2 separate regions of the Homo sapiens genome follow, and region 1 is linked to region 2. The links are chromatin loops, found by intact Hi-C in ENCODE. Cell type or tissue: PC-9. All regions are shown on one strand.

Region 1 (8,000 bases), 77 kb before region 2:
TGATATGGGCAAGACTGAAGGTTAAGCAGGATTGGATGAAATTCGGACTTTAAATTTGGGCATGGCAAGTTTTAGATGTTTATTAGACAGGTAAGAGGAGATGCCAAGCAGACAGTGGAATATTCAAGGCTAGAATTCAGGTATGAGCGTAGATCGATCCATGAAACTGAATTAGATGGTCAAGGAAATAAATAGAAATACAGAAGATAATAAGTCCATAGATTGAGCCCTTGGGGAACTCCAAAACTAAAGCTGAGAGATGAGGAGAACTAGCAGACATGACTTGGCAGGTGTGGCTGGTGGGGTAGCAGGAAAACAGAAATTATGTGTCTTTCTGAAAGTCAAGTGAATAAAGTACATTAAGAAGGGAATGCTCAATTATCAAATGCTGCTGAGAAGCCAAATGATGTGAGAACTGGAGTTGACCAGTGGGTTTGACAATGTGAAAGTCATCATGACATCTCAACGGAGCCATGGGGCATACACATTATCGAAGAGAGTTTAAAAGGGAAGAAGAGAAGGGGAATTGGAGAACATAGGAACAGAAAACTCTTTGGATGTAGTTTCTGTTATAAATGGGAGCAAAGACATAAAGATGTAACTGGAAGGCAGCCAGGACAAGGGAGGACTTTATCTATTGACTAGAACAATAAAAGCATGTTTCAATGTTAATGTGAAAATGTAAATAGAGGCAAAATACATAATGTATGAGAAAAAGGGGTGAATTACTAGAATGATGGTTTCAGATAGGGAAAGAAGAAGAGATCCAGGGCACAAGTGGAGGAATTTTGCCTTCAGTATGGGAGCACAGATGGTTCTATTTCTAGGAACTTGGAGGAGGCAGGCTACATGGGACACATACTGTAGGTAGGAAGATGTGATAATAGACGTCTGTGGAAGATCTTTTCTAATTGATTCAATTTTTCTTAAGTAGGAAGCAAGATCAGGTCAGAGTGAGAATAAAAAAGGAGGTTCAGAAGGCTTGAGGAGCAAGGAGAAGCTATGACAAACTTCTCTAAAAAAGTAGACGGGCAAATGGACTAGAAAAATAAAATACGTTTGTCAGGTCCACACAAAGTATGTGATACAAATTTAAAGTGAAACTAGTCAGTGTGGTTGTTCATTTTCCTTCATTTGCATGCAGCTGCATGAGTGCAGTGCAGAGTAGACAAAGAGTCTGGAGAACCAACGATGTGATTCTGCAATTCCGTAACAAAGTGAATGGGGGAAAGGACCTGCGTATCCAAGGAAGTGGTTACGGTGATTGGGCAACTGGTTTGTAAGATGGTTAAGGATGGAAAAGAGGACATCAAAGGAAAGGGGAGGGGCAAGAATGAGTTATTATGACCAATGCTTTAGAGATCCAGGTGAGTTCAAAGAATTGTTAAAATTAATTTTTACAACAACCTTAAAACATATATATTTTATCTCCATCATAATGACTAAAGAATTGAAGTTTAAAGGGACTAAGTAACTTCCTGTAGGCCTATAATTCCAAAAACGTTTGCCCTCAGAACCCCTTTGCATTTAGAAAAATTATTGAGGATCTGAAGAAGCTTTTTTCTTTTTTTCACAGAGGTGTATCTATTGATATTTTAAGATATTTGAAATTAAAGCTGAGAAATTTAGAAAACGTCTATTACTTCATTTAAAAACAAAAATAATTTATATTAAGGTAAATTAATATAAATGACCCGTTTCTTAAAGAAAAATACCTATATTTTCCAAAAGAAAAACATAGTGAGAATGACATTACTTTAAATGTTTGCAAATCCCTTTAATGCCTGTTTTAACAGAAGACGGCTAGGTTCTCATATCTGGTTCTATATAAAATCTGTTGCAATATGTTGTTTTGGTTGAAGAATAAGTAGAAAATCTGGTCTCATGTATTGACTATTTTAATAGTATTTGAAACAATTGTGGATATTTTTCATTGACATTCCGTCAAAGCTCTACATGTGATACTTTCTAAGGTTTAGTTGCAATGCGGAATTTTAAACCATATCAATGACGTTTTCATTCTGTTACATTAAAATCCCTAAGTCTAACTTGCATTTTAAATTCATCTTTTATTCATTCATGATTTTATAACATCAAATATGGGTTATTTGGAAAATTAGTTCCTGGAACCATGCAGCTCTTCCAAATATTGACATATTTTTTACTATAGATCATGAAAAAACTCACAATTGTTAATATCACCATTTATTTTTATCAGAAAAAAAATTGGGAAGCTTTTAGGCTCAAAGTGGTAAACAAAAGTTATCCAAAATTCTTAACTTTCACTTCAGTGCTTGAACTTTTTCAATGGCAATAAATATAGCAATTATTTTCTTTAAAATGACAAGCTAGTAGTGAGCATTCTGTAAAAGACTGCTAAGTATCCAAGTCTGAATAATCATAGTTTGTCTGGCAATCATTATTTCATGTTGGAAAAAAGTTTGCTCAGTTTGTAACTCCAACGATCACATGAGTATTTTTTTTCTTTGAGACGACCATTACGCTTTGGCATTCAGCAGAAAGTGGTTTATGCACACTTCCTATTTTGTCACATAGAATATTTAAAAGGCATCTATTCAATAGTGGAGATTTTATTAAATCAATAATTATTGCTGCTTCACTGAGGACACACTGAACTTCTTACTGAAATTTTTTATGTTGGCCAAATTATGGTGAGGAATACAATCACTAGCAATACTGTTTGGTGCCACTGCCTTTAGTTATGCAAAACTACCAGAAACTTTATTCACCAATATTTTTGGATCACTAGGGAAAATGTCAATATATGAAAAGGGCAAATGATATCTTAATTTCAGTATAAAAATCGCATCGACTTCATGGACCCCTGAAGGAGATCTGCAGACCACATGTTAAGAAGGACTGCCCTCGGAACCTAGATTCAAACACGCATCTATCTGATTCTAAACCTTGAATTCTTAATTACAGAGCTATGCTGGCTTCACTCCATTCGTTGTCCATACTAGAACAAATAATTTATCATTTCACCTACTCTTTTGCCAATATCCTCCCCTCCCACTGTCATCTTCTTCCGCCACCTTGCTCCGAAAATTTCCAATCTGAATGAATCTATGCCAATTTAGCTGCTAAGCATACATGGAAAATAAACAGGGTGCTCCTCTGAATGTGTGGTGTCACTGTAACATAAGCCCTCCACATCTTTGCTTGAAATTAGTCTATATTCCTAACCGATGAATATGGAGATGTCGGGCGCTATCTACACGAAAGGCAGGCGCTATCTACATAAACGCAGAGTGCTAGATACCCAGTCAATCTCATTTTCACCTGCCACTAGGTGGCAGTGAAGACACTGGCAAATAATGCTATGGAAGAGGGCTCCCTAACAAGCCTGTATATTTTAAATCCTTAACATCTGCTTCTAGATTATTTTGAACTAAGAAAAAACAGGGTTTTTAAAACTACTAATACGAAATCCCTCTTACACTTAAATTGTGCTTTAGAGTTCATAAGATCTTATTTCAGACACCACTTCTTAATCATAAGGGCTATGAATATATATTTTTTTTTTGAGACGAAATTTTGCCCTGTCGTCCAGGCTGGAGTGCAATGGCGCGGTCTTGGCTCACTGCAACCTCCGCCTCTCGGGTTCAAACGATTCTCCTACCTCAGCCACCCGAGTAGCTGGGATTACAGGCGCCCGCCACCACGCCCAGCTAATTTTTGTATTTTTAGTAGTGAGGGGGTTTCACCATGTTGGCCAGCCTGGTCTGGAATTCCTGACCTTGCGATCTGCCCACCTAGGCCTCCCAAAGTGCTGGGATTACAGGCGTGAGCCACCGCGCCCGGCCGAACATTTCTTATTATGAACCAACTAGGTCCAGATTAATGACATGCCTTTTACTAAAAAGCAGAATACAGGATAAGCATGTCTAAGTTTAAAACTACAGAAGTTTAATATTTACTCATTCTATATTGTTAAGGGCAGAAATAATTAAGAACAGATTATCAAAAAAGTCAGATTCTACTGTTATATACCTTTAAAATGTGTACATGAATAGAATACATCTGAAAAGATGGGTTCAAAATATTAGTAATATGTATTTCTGGAATGGAATTATAGTCTCGTTTTGTTTTTGCTAGGGTTTTTATGGCCTTTTATTCTTCTGTATTTTCAATTATCTCTAAAATAAAGTAGACAATTTATTATAAAATTTTAAAAAAAGGCAAAGTTACAACTCGAACCTAAAATGTCCGGCTTCAAGTTAAAATCCTTTGACAAGACCCCACGATATGCAATACATAAAGGAAATATCCATCCCTTTATCACCTATCTGAAACAACTGAGACATTTATATCCAGAAAGGTATTTCATTGATCTGAGAAAACGTCAGTTCCTCAGCAGAGTTAACAGTGCATTTCCTCCTATTCCAGGGCTCATCCTGTTGTGGCACATGCCCTGCATCCGGATCAGCTGCACACCCAAAGCTACTCCTGAAGGAAGCAGGAGAAGCAGCTTCTCCTGTCGCTTCTTCCACACCTAAGGCTGATCTCCAGCTACAGCTCTGTTTCATGTGCCTCCAACTCCTCTCCGTTCCTCAAATCCAATGCCCTCTTACATTTTTCCCCCAATACCTTATTTAAGTAAGGAAAGAGCTGAGAAAACCTGTATCACCTAAAGCAGTGGTTCTAAACTGGGTCATTTTGTCCCCCAGAGGACATCTGGCAATGCCCAGAGATAATTATGGTTGCCACAACTTGGGGAATAGTGAGGTTACTATTGGTATCTACCGGGTGGTGACCAAGGGTGCTGCTAAACATCCTGCAATGTACAAGACAGCCCTCTGCCCTCCATGAAAAGACAGAATTACCTGATCTAAAACGTCAATAGTGCAGAGGCTGAGAAACTATGTTGCAAAGAGTGGACTTAAATTTTAAAAGAAAATACATGGGAGACAGGATTTTTTGCGTCCTTAAAACCCCTAGTTGTAAATTCCTTTTGAAAATCTCCAGTCACAGAGCTGACAGTTCCTTCAAGTTCTGCTTCTTCCCACAAACTAGCACTGCTCCATTCAGCAGTTTGATTAGCCAGTATAGGTTGCAATTTCCCCATCTATACGGTAAGAAGATTGCATTCTTCTTACCATCTAGATGGTAAGAAGTTATTCTAAGATAACTTCTATTTACAGAATGTAACTTCTAAATATATTTTTAATATTTTGATACTTGTGATGCATTTCCAAGTAAAAACAGTAGACGGACTCTAAGATTATTTGCTATAATAACACTGTTGTCCTTTTTACCTTGCTTGATTTCACCTAATAAACACATTATAAATGCAATGCTTAGAAACACCACCCTTAATGGTCACAGAACAAAACTTCCCAGTAAGATCCTATTTTAATTACAAATGTAAAACATATCAGGAAAATGTTTAAATTTAAACCTTACTTTTCACTTGGTTCTACATGATTTGCACAGGGGCCATATTTGTATTCATAAACAAAACGTGGGATGTAATCAGAAGTAATAGCAATTACAAATGCATTGGTGATCACAGCCAATATACCGATTCCTTCGAGAATTCCAAGCCAGATACCTGGTAAGAGAAAGATTAATCATGGTGAACAAAAATGAAGAATATGAAAACCCTGTAATTAATCTTATTTTGGAAATAATGTTTTACTTATGTTGGAACCACAGCTCTGTCCACTATGTGCTTTCTTATTATACTATCTCAATACAGACATTATAGCTATCGAATACACTTTTTCCACAAAGAGAAGATATATCTCGTCTAGAAAGATTCAAAAATTGAAATGCCATTAGGACTAGGTTCATGTCTGCAACAATGAGACATGGCACAGGTGCACAGGTGCACAAGATATTTCAAAGTCTAATTTACAGAACTTGCTGAGGCAATAAAAATAGTACATAAGAATCTTCAAGTTCTTCATGGTTATGCACACTGTGAAATATCTGCATTCACTCTGGGGTTTGTCTTTATCTTTGTCAAATGTCTTTTTAAAGTAAAAATACAAAAAAAGCAAAACTAGTCTGGTGGTAAGAACTGAAAAGTTCTAGTAGACATTTTTTACTTCCTAGGAGGTCAATCTGGCATCATGAAAATACATACACACAAAAAACTTTTGAAGATGTATAGTATATAGAACTAGTATACTATTCATTATAGTCAAAACTAATGTTTTCAGTGGGATTAAACTTAGTTTTAAAAATATGTATGAGAAAAAAATATCCTGGAAAAAATGCTCTACAGCACTAAAGGTGATTATGTAGCATGCCAACTTTCTTTCCTCCCACACTTGGCATTTCAAAATTTTTATGAAGTACTACATTGATTTGTAATTAAAAATAATAATTTAAAAACATGTTAAAGTTTACTTGATGAGGAGATCATAAGACAAGAAACCGATAAAAATCATATTTGAGTACATTAAAATTAAACATTTATTTGTACAAAAGTCACAATATTTAGGCAAAAGAAAATATTTTGGGAGAAACTATTTGGTTTACAAAAACCGACAAAGGGTTAACATGCCTAGTATACAAAAAGATCCTAAGATGTTAATAAGATAAACCTAGAGAAAAATAGACAATAAAATGAGCAATTTGCTTTCTGAATTAAAGTAACTGATAAAAAGAAGTTTAAATCACTAGTATTCAGAGAAATGGCACTCAAAAATAAGATTTAAAAAAATCCAATAGATTGACAAAGATTTGAAAGTCTTACAAAATCTAATGCTATTTAGGGATTGTGGAAACAGAAACTCCTTTACAGTGTGACTGGAAGTGTGACTTGTTACAACATTTTTGGTAATTAATCTGATACATCTTAAATTAAAATATGCAAACATTTTAATCCTACTTATTGGGATCTATACTACAGATACACTATGCAAACACATATATATGATATGTACTACATATGTAATAACTATGTACATATTTATATTTATAGCTATGACTGTATGTTTATTCCTGCTTATAGTGGGAAATAAGTAAATGGTTATAAAATTTATGGTGTATCAGTATTATGAATATTACTATTCTATTAAAATAAATTAGATGAATATGTTTTGAGCTGGAGAATGTTCATGAAGAAAAAACAATGCAGAATTCTACATATGTGTACAAATATATTTTTTGTATATTTCTATGAGCAAGAAAAACAATGGCAAAGGATAAATGCCAAATTGATAGCACTGATTCCCTGAGGTAGAAGAGAAATATAAAGGTGAAAGATTACTAACTGTTTTCTTTATACACTTTCGTGTTGTCTGGCTTGAGCAAAGTAAAATCCAGTAGTTTAGAAAACACTTACCTATCTATGGGAAGGTATAGTAAATGCTCACTAAAGCTGAAATGGAAGTTTTTTAAAATTTATTTTCTAGATTTTCTTTAATGTGCTTATATTATTTTTATTTAATTTTAGGTTCTGGGGTATATGTGCAGGATGTGCAGTTTTGTTATAGAGGTAAACGTGTGCCATGGTGATTTGCTGCATCTATCAACCCATTATCTAAGTATTAAACCCAGCATGCATTAGCTATTTTTCCTGATGCTCTCCCTCCCTCTGCCCCCCAAAAAGGCCCCAGTGTGTGTTGTTCCCCTTCTGTGTCTATATTGTTTAAATAATGAAATCAATAACATCACCAAATTTAAAGGACAGCAATAATTTTAGTTGCTTAAAATATGGGAACTCAAATTGCATTGTATTCAGTCTTTACAGATAAGTATATTTTAAATAAACTTTGATGACAGTATAATATATAAATGGGTAAAATTAATTAAAAGGATAACCTTGCAGTATTAGCCAGAAAATCTCCCCTCCCAAAAAAAGACATGTGGAGCTGCTTTCCAATATAGTTGGAGTTTTTATTTAAAAACTATAGTTTATTAAAGCAGTATATGTAATAAGTAGCTCAATGGGAAAAGTGGATTATATAAATATAATTAAATTTATAGAGAATGTAGTATAAAATAATAGAAACAAAATAAGTTCA
Region 2 (8,000 bases):
AAAGTGTGATCAGAGAAAGCCTCTCTGGCAGGGAAAAATTCAGGTAAAAATAAAGAAGAGTTTACTCATTCATTTTTCATGAAATTAATATTCATTGAGTAACTACTATGTGCTGAGAGATGCAAATTCAAAATAATCTAATATGTGCTTGTACACTTAGTTAGATTCCTCTCAACATTTATTCATGCTGACACTGAAGCCTCAATTTTTATCATCTCCAAAAAAATTATTATATTTATAATTAATTAAGTCTAATTGAGTTTGACTACTAAGTGTCCAGTAACACACAATTATTTTATCTATTTTAACTTGACTCCACACACAACTAAGAAGTAGTGTCACTTTCTTTATTGTACAAATGAGAAAATATTCTTGGAAACGTGATGGCAATTATCCAAGGTTATGAAACCATTAAGTGGCAAAACCAGGATTCAAAACAAAGAAACTGTGACGTGGTAGCCTGAGCTTGTTCTACTCAGCACACTGCTTCCTTGGTGATTATAAATCTGGAGAATCTAGCCAGAGACAGAGCCCCAGAGTGCTAACACTGAATAAAGATTTCATGGGGCCACCTGAGCGACAAAGTCTTTCTGCTAACATGTGCGGACTATGATCACGTCAGCAAAAGTATCATTCTGAAGAAAGTATTGTTTATTTTTTAAATGTTTCCATCATCTTGTAACAACGCTATCCTCTACCTTTTTTGTTTTTGTTTGGCTAGAACTGGAAGGGAAGATAAAAAGATATAGTGGACACTATGTGAGACCCTAAATAATACAGAAAAATACCCAAGAAAATATTTTAAACCTATGAACAGCTTCAAGTACTATTAGCCATCACATAGAAATTATTGAAAATGTCTGATTTACTACTCTGAATTTAATAGCTGCACAATGTCAGTGGTTTTGAAAATGATTGTGTAATCGCTAAAATAATTTTGTGAAATTATTTATCTCCTTGTACAAAATTTCTTTCCATTATATATTTAAATAGTCGTAAAGGTTATGATTTCCAGTGCTTTATAAAAATGGACATTTTAAAATAAATTTATACTAGTATTTTATACCTAATTGTGTCTCTTTAAAAATATACCTTTAAAAAGCACTAATCTGTTGCAAAATTTAAATTGTTCATTTTATCTTTAAATCTATTTCCATCCAATTTCTACTTCAAAATATTTCTAATATATATTTATGTTTGAAAGTGTTGATTATCTTGCATAGTACTCTAAAATAATTTTAAAAATGAGATAGCAATTGTTTAAATTTTTAAAATTTCTTGTGACCATTAGGCTCTTACCTTAAAAAACAATTAGAATTGAGTAATCATCAGAAGTAATAAAACAATATAATCAATTTTAAATTTTAATGAATATTAAATGCAAAATCTAAGACTGTTATATTCTTAAGGATATCAATAGGGTTTGTGTTTGTTTTTCAATTCATATTTTATATTGTTACAATATGGTATTTTCAATTATATATTTTATATTTCAAAATGTTTACTAAGAAAACAGGTTCACATAAATATATAGATAGAAATGCAACAGGTTTTGCTATAGTCTTATCATTCAATTCTTTTAACTATGGTCGAATTAAATGCCCCAAATCACATAAAGATCTATCCTTTAAAGTTATTTTTAGTTGATTGACCAGGTTTACAACTTTCTTTAGCTCACCATTTATGTATGTATGCATGCAAGTATGTATACTTGCATATATGTATATGCAATATCATAACCTCTGCTTAACCAAGGGCATTGTCCTAGAATTTCCTTAACCCCAAAATGGAATATTTGACCTTTCCAAAAAGTTATAGTTAAGTGAAGAAGATCTTATTATAGCACCATATTACTTACCAGAGAAAGATAAACTTGAATAATAAACAACCATTAGCATTTATGAGAATAATCCCTCTATTTCTATCCTAATAGAATATTGAAATAAATTAAATGTTATCCCCAAATACATTTCCCAGCCGTTAAATTCTATTTTATTTATAAAGAATATCATTAAAATACTCTCAAATAATAGATTCATAATGTAATTTATTTTACTATTATTCAAATATTTCTTATTTGCTTAAAGTACCTATGTCCCTATGGGGAAACAAACATGAATTCCACTTGTAGCCTGTATCAGACTAAATATGCTATCAGTGAATCTGATCAATGCAAATTCCCTACATGTGACATCAGCATCAAGATTTGATGCTATAGGATTTGTACAAAAAGATACTCTTTTGGATTCAAAACAATGTTTTCAATTAGTTTGAAGTGTGGTCCCAAGCTATGTCTGCTTCTGTATTCAGATCCATTAGTGATATTCATGTGTCTTCGTGTTCTGGAAACTCCACTTGTGAGTGGTTCTATCATTGCAGACTAGGAAGAGGTTTTTCTTCCTCCCAGTATGTATTGTGAAACGTAATTAATGAGTGTAAAGCAATTGGTGAGTGCCAGATGAAAGGCACCATAGTGGGTAAGTACCAAAAAAAATTATACAAGCACTGCACAGTGTGTCATCTCAGCTGGGTTTGCTGATGAAATTGCAGGTAATTATCTCTCATTGTGGAGTTCCTCTGGAGAAAGGAGGTCTAAAGTGGGATTGGTCTTACCTAGAACCTAGGACTGTATCTCAGTGAAACTTGTTTGTTTGGCTAGAAATTACTTTTTAACTCCAACTCCATGAGTAAACAAAGGTTTCTGATAACAACTAAGTGAGCTAAGTAACAACTGAGGCATTAAATTTACGTACAGTTTACATTTTATAAGTTTATTTCCAGATGTGCTCAAGACAGTGAGGGTAGGTAAGGTTTATCTCTAGGGTGAGGTCTAATCAATTGATTATGATTGTAAGGAGGGCAATGATGAATAGGATTCTGGGCCCACAGAAAGGGTCTTCAGGAAAAAGCAACATGAGAAATTAGCGGGACTTTTATGGCAGTGAAAACGGAGAGCTATAGCAAAAGTGCATTGCAATGTTTATGCCTGGTATAAGCCATAATTACTATGGTTAAGGCAGAAGGGGATAATGATATTCCCACACATATTGCAGAAAAGGCCTAGGGAAAAGGTGCACCCAGTCCTGCCCAATCATGTTCAGTTCTCTAACTACAAACAGAAAATATATTTAGTTGGATTTTTACCTAAAAAGTGGCTAATCTGAAAATAAGCCATTGAATTCTATTAAGCCACTGTTCAGTAACTAACTGTTTGATTAAATTTAACCTGCTTTTCTTCGTACCACAGTAGAGACAGCTTAAATATCTTTTGAGACAATATTTTTTCGGGGTTGGTTTAATTTCTAATCAAACTCTGAAGGGGCCTTTGGGCTTCAGAAAATTTAAAACTATAGAATTACCTTGTTCTTTCCTCGGGCCAATTAACTGGGCAGATTCTTTGCATTCCATTTGAAGCTTACTAGCTCCTGCATTTTAGCTAAAGTTTCGTTTCTCGCTCAGCAGTTGAAAACCTATCTCCTTGTGCAGCAGAAACCAAGTATGAACCTCAGGCATATTGAGCTGAACGGCCCTTGGCGCCATCCCCAAACGCTGATGTGCGGAAGATCCCAGTTTCACTCTTCTCCCTTTCATAAGCTCTGAAAGGAAGTGTAGGAAGTATGCCAAGTTGTTATTCAACTCTAGTATTTAATCAAGCATTACCTGGGCACTTCTGAAATTCTCCAGCTTCTAAAGTGAGAGTAAACCAGAGAGAACACAGGGTGGAAACTACTTAATCGAGAAGGCTCCTAGGATAAGTGAGGATCACATGGCCATTCTCAGGCCCCAGTTCCTCTCCAAACTCCTGAAAGTCAGCAAGAAACCGAATCTCAGTCATGATGATTATTTTTCATGTAACACCTCACAGCGTTCTCAGGGATCCCAATATATGCTACTAATTCACTTTGTGTTAAGTAGGAGTTTCTTAAAAAAACAATTTCAGTGGACCTCAGAATAGACGCCTCACTACTGACCCCACTACATTTTCTCTACTTAGGCTTTAAGTACACAAATAGGGCAATCTACTAGAGTACAGAAAAATTGTTTATGATTTCAGAGAATGTGCGGCTGGCATAGAGCAACAAGTGCAGGGCATGACTTGTTTGGATTCCTCACCTGCAAGGAGCAGGGGGCCCAGCACATGTCAGAAATTCCTGCTATACCAGATGACTTTGCCAAAATCTTTGTCCTTTTTTTCACTTAGGGTGAAAAAAAAAATTGATGACCCGTGTTTTGCTACCACTGACGAGAGTAATACCTTGTCCCAAAGCTAAAACGATCAACCTATGAAAACTGGAGGGTTGGGCTTTTGTTGTTGTTGTTAAAGGCCTGAATGAGGTGATATCTTAATGCTTACAGCTGAGAAGCAGGTCAGTCAGGTTCCTGGGCGCTCTGTTACACAAGCAAGATACAGCCAGCCCCACCTAATTTTGTTTCCCTGGCACCCTCCTGCTCAGTGCGACATTGTCACACTTAACCCATCTGTTTTCTCTAATGCACGACAGATTCCTTTCAGACAGGACAACTGTGATATTTCAGTTCCTGATTGTAAATACCTCCTAAGCCTGAAGGTAAGTGTGCGTTGGGTCACTTAGGTCTCTCGCTTTCTCTCTTTCACTCTCTACTCTCTCTCTTCCTTGATTATTTACCAAAGAGAATCGCAGTGGTCTCAACTTTGACAGAACAGCCTGGCAAGTAGCTACGGCAATCCTTGCAGAGACAAGTAGTTGTTTTATTAAGTAATGACCTTCCAAATGAGTATTTGCACTCCTAAATGAGTTAGCTTTAAAAATTACTGCCAAATTTGCTAGATTACAGAACCAGCAGAAGAGTTAAATAAAAGCCTTATTTAAAACATACGTGACTATGAAATAGAATTTTCTTAAGTCAGATCTTAGTAAAGGTTTCAAAATGTTTAAAGTGGAAGTGGCAGCATGAATATAAATTGAATCTTAGATTTAAATTATGCATTTGTGCTGAAAGGTTTTTGCTTTAAGTATTAGAGGTTTTTGCTTTAAGTATTAGAATAGTTTTGGAAAAAATCTTCTAATAAAATAGATTAGAAGCTTCTATAAATCTTTTTCAAAGATTTTCTTAATTAAAAAGTTGGGAAACTGTTGTACAGTACATATAATTATTTAGCATGATATGTGTACATGTCTAACTTTCACTGGAAATCTAAAAGGTTACATCAGTTACTACAGAAAACATCCTATGAAATGAAAATGTGGTAAAATTTCTTAAAATTATTTTCATTTTGTGGCTATATAAGCCTCTTTTTTTATTAAAAGGATGCTGATTTCCATTTATCTACTTTCTATTTAGTCTGTAGAGGCTGCTCCTATAGACATTACAGTATGATACAGAAGGCTGGAAACCCTATGCTTGAAAATTTTGATCTAGAACTTTCCTTTCGGAGAAACTTTCTTTCTTTCTAAGCTTGACACTCATCACTAATTAGTTAAGTACTGAATTTTATGACTGAAAACTCCCAAGGTAGCAGGTCATATGACAAACTCTACATTTTTCCTGTAGTTACATAGCCTAAGTCTTTTAGCCAGAATAATGTTCTCAAACTTCTGAAATTTGTTTTTTTCTTGAAAGAAAGCCAGTCTTTTCTTTTTTATTTTTTCTTTCTTTTTACATCACATAAAAGTAAAATGAGAGGCCTAAGTTTCTCAGTCACAATCCTTTTTCTAGTTGGTTACGCTTCCAAAACCCTCTCATAAAAGAGGCATTTTTAGAAGGATGTCTTATGTCCTCATTTATTGTTGCTCTTGAATTTAGGAAACTAAAAATACTGTCCAACATTGGAAAAAGTCACTCAGAGTAACACTCAAGTTCTTCCTGAGATGTTAGCTACATAGCAGACAGAGTTTTCTTTGAGAGACAAACAAAACCCATCTGTCTTAATTTGTAGCCTAACATCTGTGAGAAGAAATGATCAAACACAACTTGGAGAAAAGGCAGCCCAATGTATAGTCGTCAGTGATTTTACTATAGAAACATGTTTTTATATTATGCCTGCAGTATACCTGAACTGATGATTCTATTTAGAATTTCTGATTTTGATTCTGTTTAGAATGAGTAGCATTTCTTTGCCCTTATATGGGTTAATTACCTGACATAAACCAGGACATCTCCTTATTTCCAAAGCTTGGTATAAAATAAGTATGACCCACGATTTCAACAGAGAGCCTGGACAGAATAATGACTTTATGCATTTAAAAGGAAGCAAAAATATGGACAGTGAATGTGGGTTTGCTTCCCTTACTGGCCAGAGGTGTTTTTTGTTTTTGTTTTTTCTCATCACTTTCTGCAGCCCTCCATACAAAAGTAATAATGTGAAACCACTTTCCAGTGCCAGTAACAAAGAAGGCGAAAGTCGTGTTCATTCTCCCTCTGTAGAGGAGTTGTTCTAAAACAGTGACACTATGAAAATATATTTTAAAACTAGTTAAATTTTAAAACAAAAAAAATGTTAATATATACAGGAAAGTTTAGAATCTGTATTTAAGGTATCACAAAGGAACTGGAAATCCTCCTTTCTTTCTCTGTTCACTTTATAGTAATTCTACCTTTAGAAGGTTTTCGAGTTTGTGATGATCCTAAACCTCTATTTTATAACTTCAAAATTTCTCTTAGGAGCTACCACCCAGATGCAAAAAGAGGCAAAGATCAGGAGGTGAAATCATTACTGGGTTCTCCTGATTTCTCTCCCTCTGCAATTCTACTTTTCTTTCATCCCACCTTCTGTCTGCCCCCACAGTGCACCTGGCTGACAGATGAACTTGGGTGCACTCAGGGATACCATCCATAATCCATCATCATTTCAGCTTTATAAAGCAAGTATATAACATAGAGTTAGATATTTGAACTCCAGAGATGGAGAGAGGCTAAAAGGAAAGCACACACGAAAGTAAAACATATATAGATTTCATTTGTTGCCCTCTGGAGTTGCTGTCCCACCTCCATTAGGCTTCTGTCACTTGCAATGTGCTTTGTTCAGTTGGCATGAGGTCAAACTTCGGCCAAATCTCCTGGACCTTACTCCAGCAAAATTTCATGGTGGGGTTCTGAATAACGGATGACTTCAATTCCTGGCTGCTTCTACGACTTTAAGATGAAAGGAACCTGAGTAAGTGGCGTAACCTGGCTCTCCTAGAAGCCAGGCAGCAGAGGCAAACTTGTCCCTACTGCAATGTCAGGACAATCCGTCTTCACAAAAGCCTTATCTGTAGTGTATAAATTTCTGAATAAACCATAAATATTTAATAGTATTCACAACATACTGAACTACCCCTCTCTTCCATTTCTCTCCTTTTCCTGGGAGATAAATTATAGGCAGTAACAGAGTGCTTCGCACGTTTGGGGGTGTTGATACCCTAGGTTTTCAAGTTACAATCAAAAGCTGGGTAAAGGAATGAGAGATCCCCTTGGTGGTTCAATGTCACAGGCAAGGTGAAACAGGAACAACAGAATTCACTTTATTGACTCTTGATGTGTAGATTTTCATTACAGGCAGGTAATGAAAGCTCAATGCCATGTCTCTCACATAATATTATAAGAAAAATAGAAGAACAGCTAAGGACATTTTTCCCCCCACTGGTGACCACTTTATTAGGAAGAGAAAAATAGCAAAACAACTAGATATAGAGAAAATAAATCGAATGCCATAATAATGCTGAAAATAGTGGCTAAGTACAATTGACAAATTAGATCACATGCCGTAGATAATGAAAAGGAGCATTATGTTTGCTGTGAACTTTGCAGAGTTCACAGGAGAGAGATGTTTCTGAAAAGGTACACATAACTATTTTTAAACTAAACTGAATTATATTTTAAACACACTAGGTGAGGCATCAATTTAAGTAAATATTGGTCAACTACAGGTGCCAGAGATAATCATTCATGCTTTGTAAATGCTAATCTGTAAACTTCATGGTAAAGATGTCCATCTAGAAACCATAATAGACAGTTATCGTGATTTTCTTAAATTACAG

Evidence for each region. A loop is a pair of places that touch in the nucleus more often than their neighbours do. Peaks named below come from ENCODE experiments on the same cell type or tissue, not always from the same donor. Only the 100,000 strongest peaks of a DNase experiment are listed, where the experiment ranks them.
Region 1: a loop joins it to region 2, with 3 times the contacts of the local background. A loop is called at or near these places in 2 of 110 quality-filtered maps.

The regions. Positions count from the first base shown.
Region 1 is chr11:26,645,284-26,653,283 of GRCh38, reverse strand. It overlaps ANO3 (anoctamin 3), which reads right to left. Exons shown (of 27, transcript NM_031418.4): 24 at 5,428-5,575. Among named protein-coding and RNA genes, the nearest start is that of SLC5A12, 73 kb to the left of the region's middle. In PC-9, CTCF peaks have their summits at 3,084 and 3,286 (motif pointing right); no DNase peak of the experiment used is centred here.
Region 2 is chr11:26,568,609-26,576,608 of GRCh38, reverse strand. The region is part of intron 14 of ANO3 (anoctamin 3); the gene reads right to left. It overlaps MUC15 (mucin 15, cell surface associated), which reads left to right and starts at 4,346. Exons shown (of 5, transcript NM_001135091.2): 1 at 4,346-4,568. In PC-9, no CTCF peak of the experiment used is centred here; a DNase peak (open chromatin) is centred at 4,358.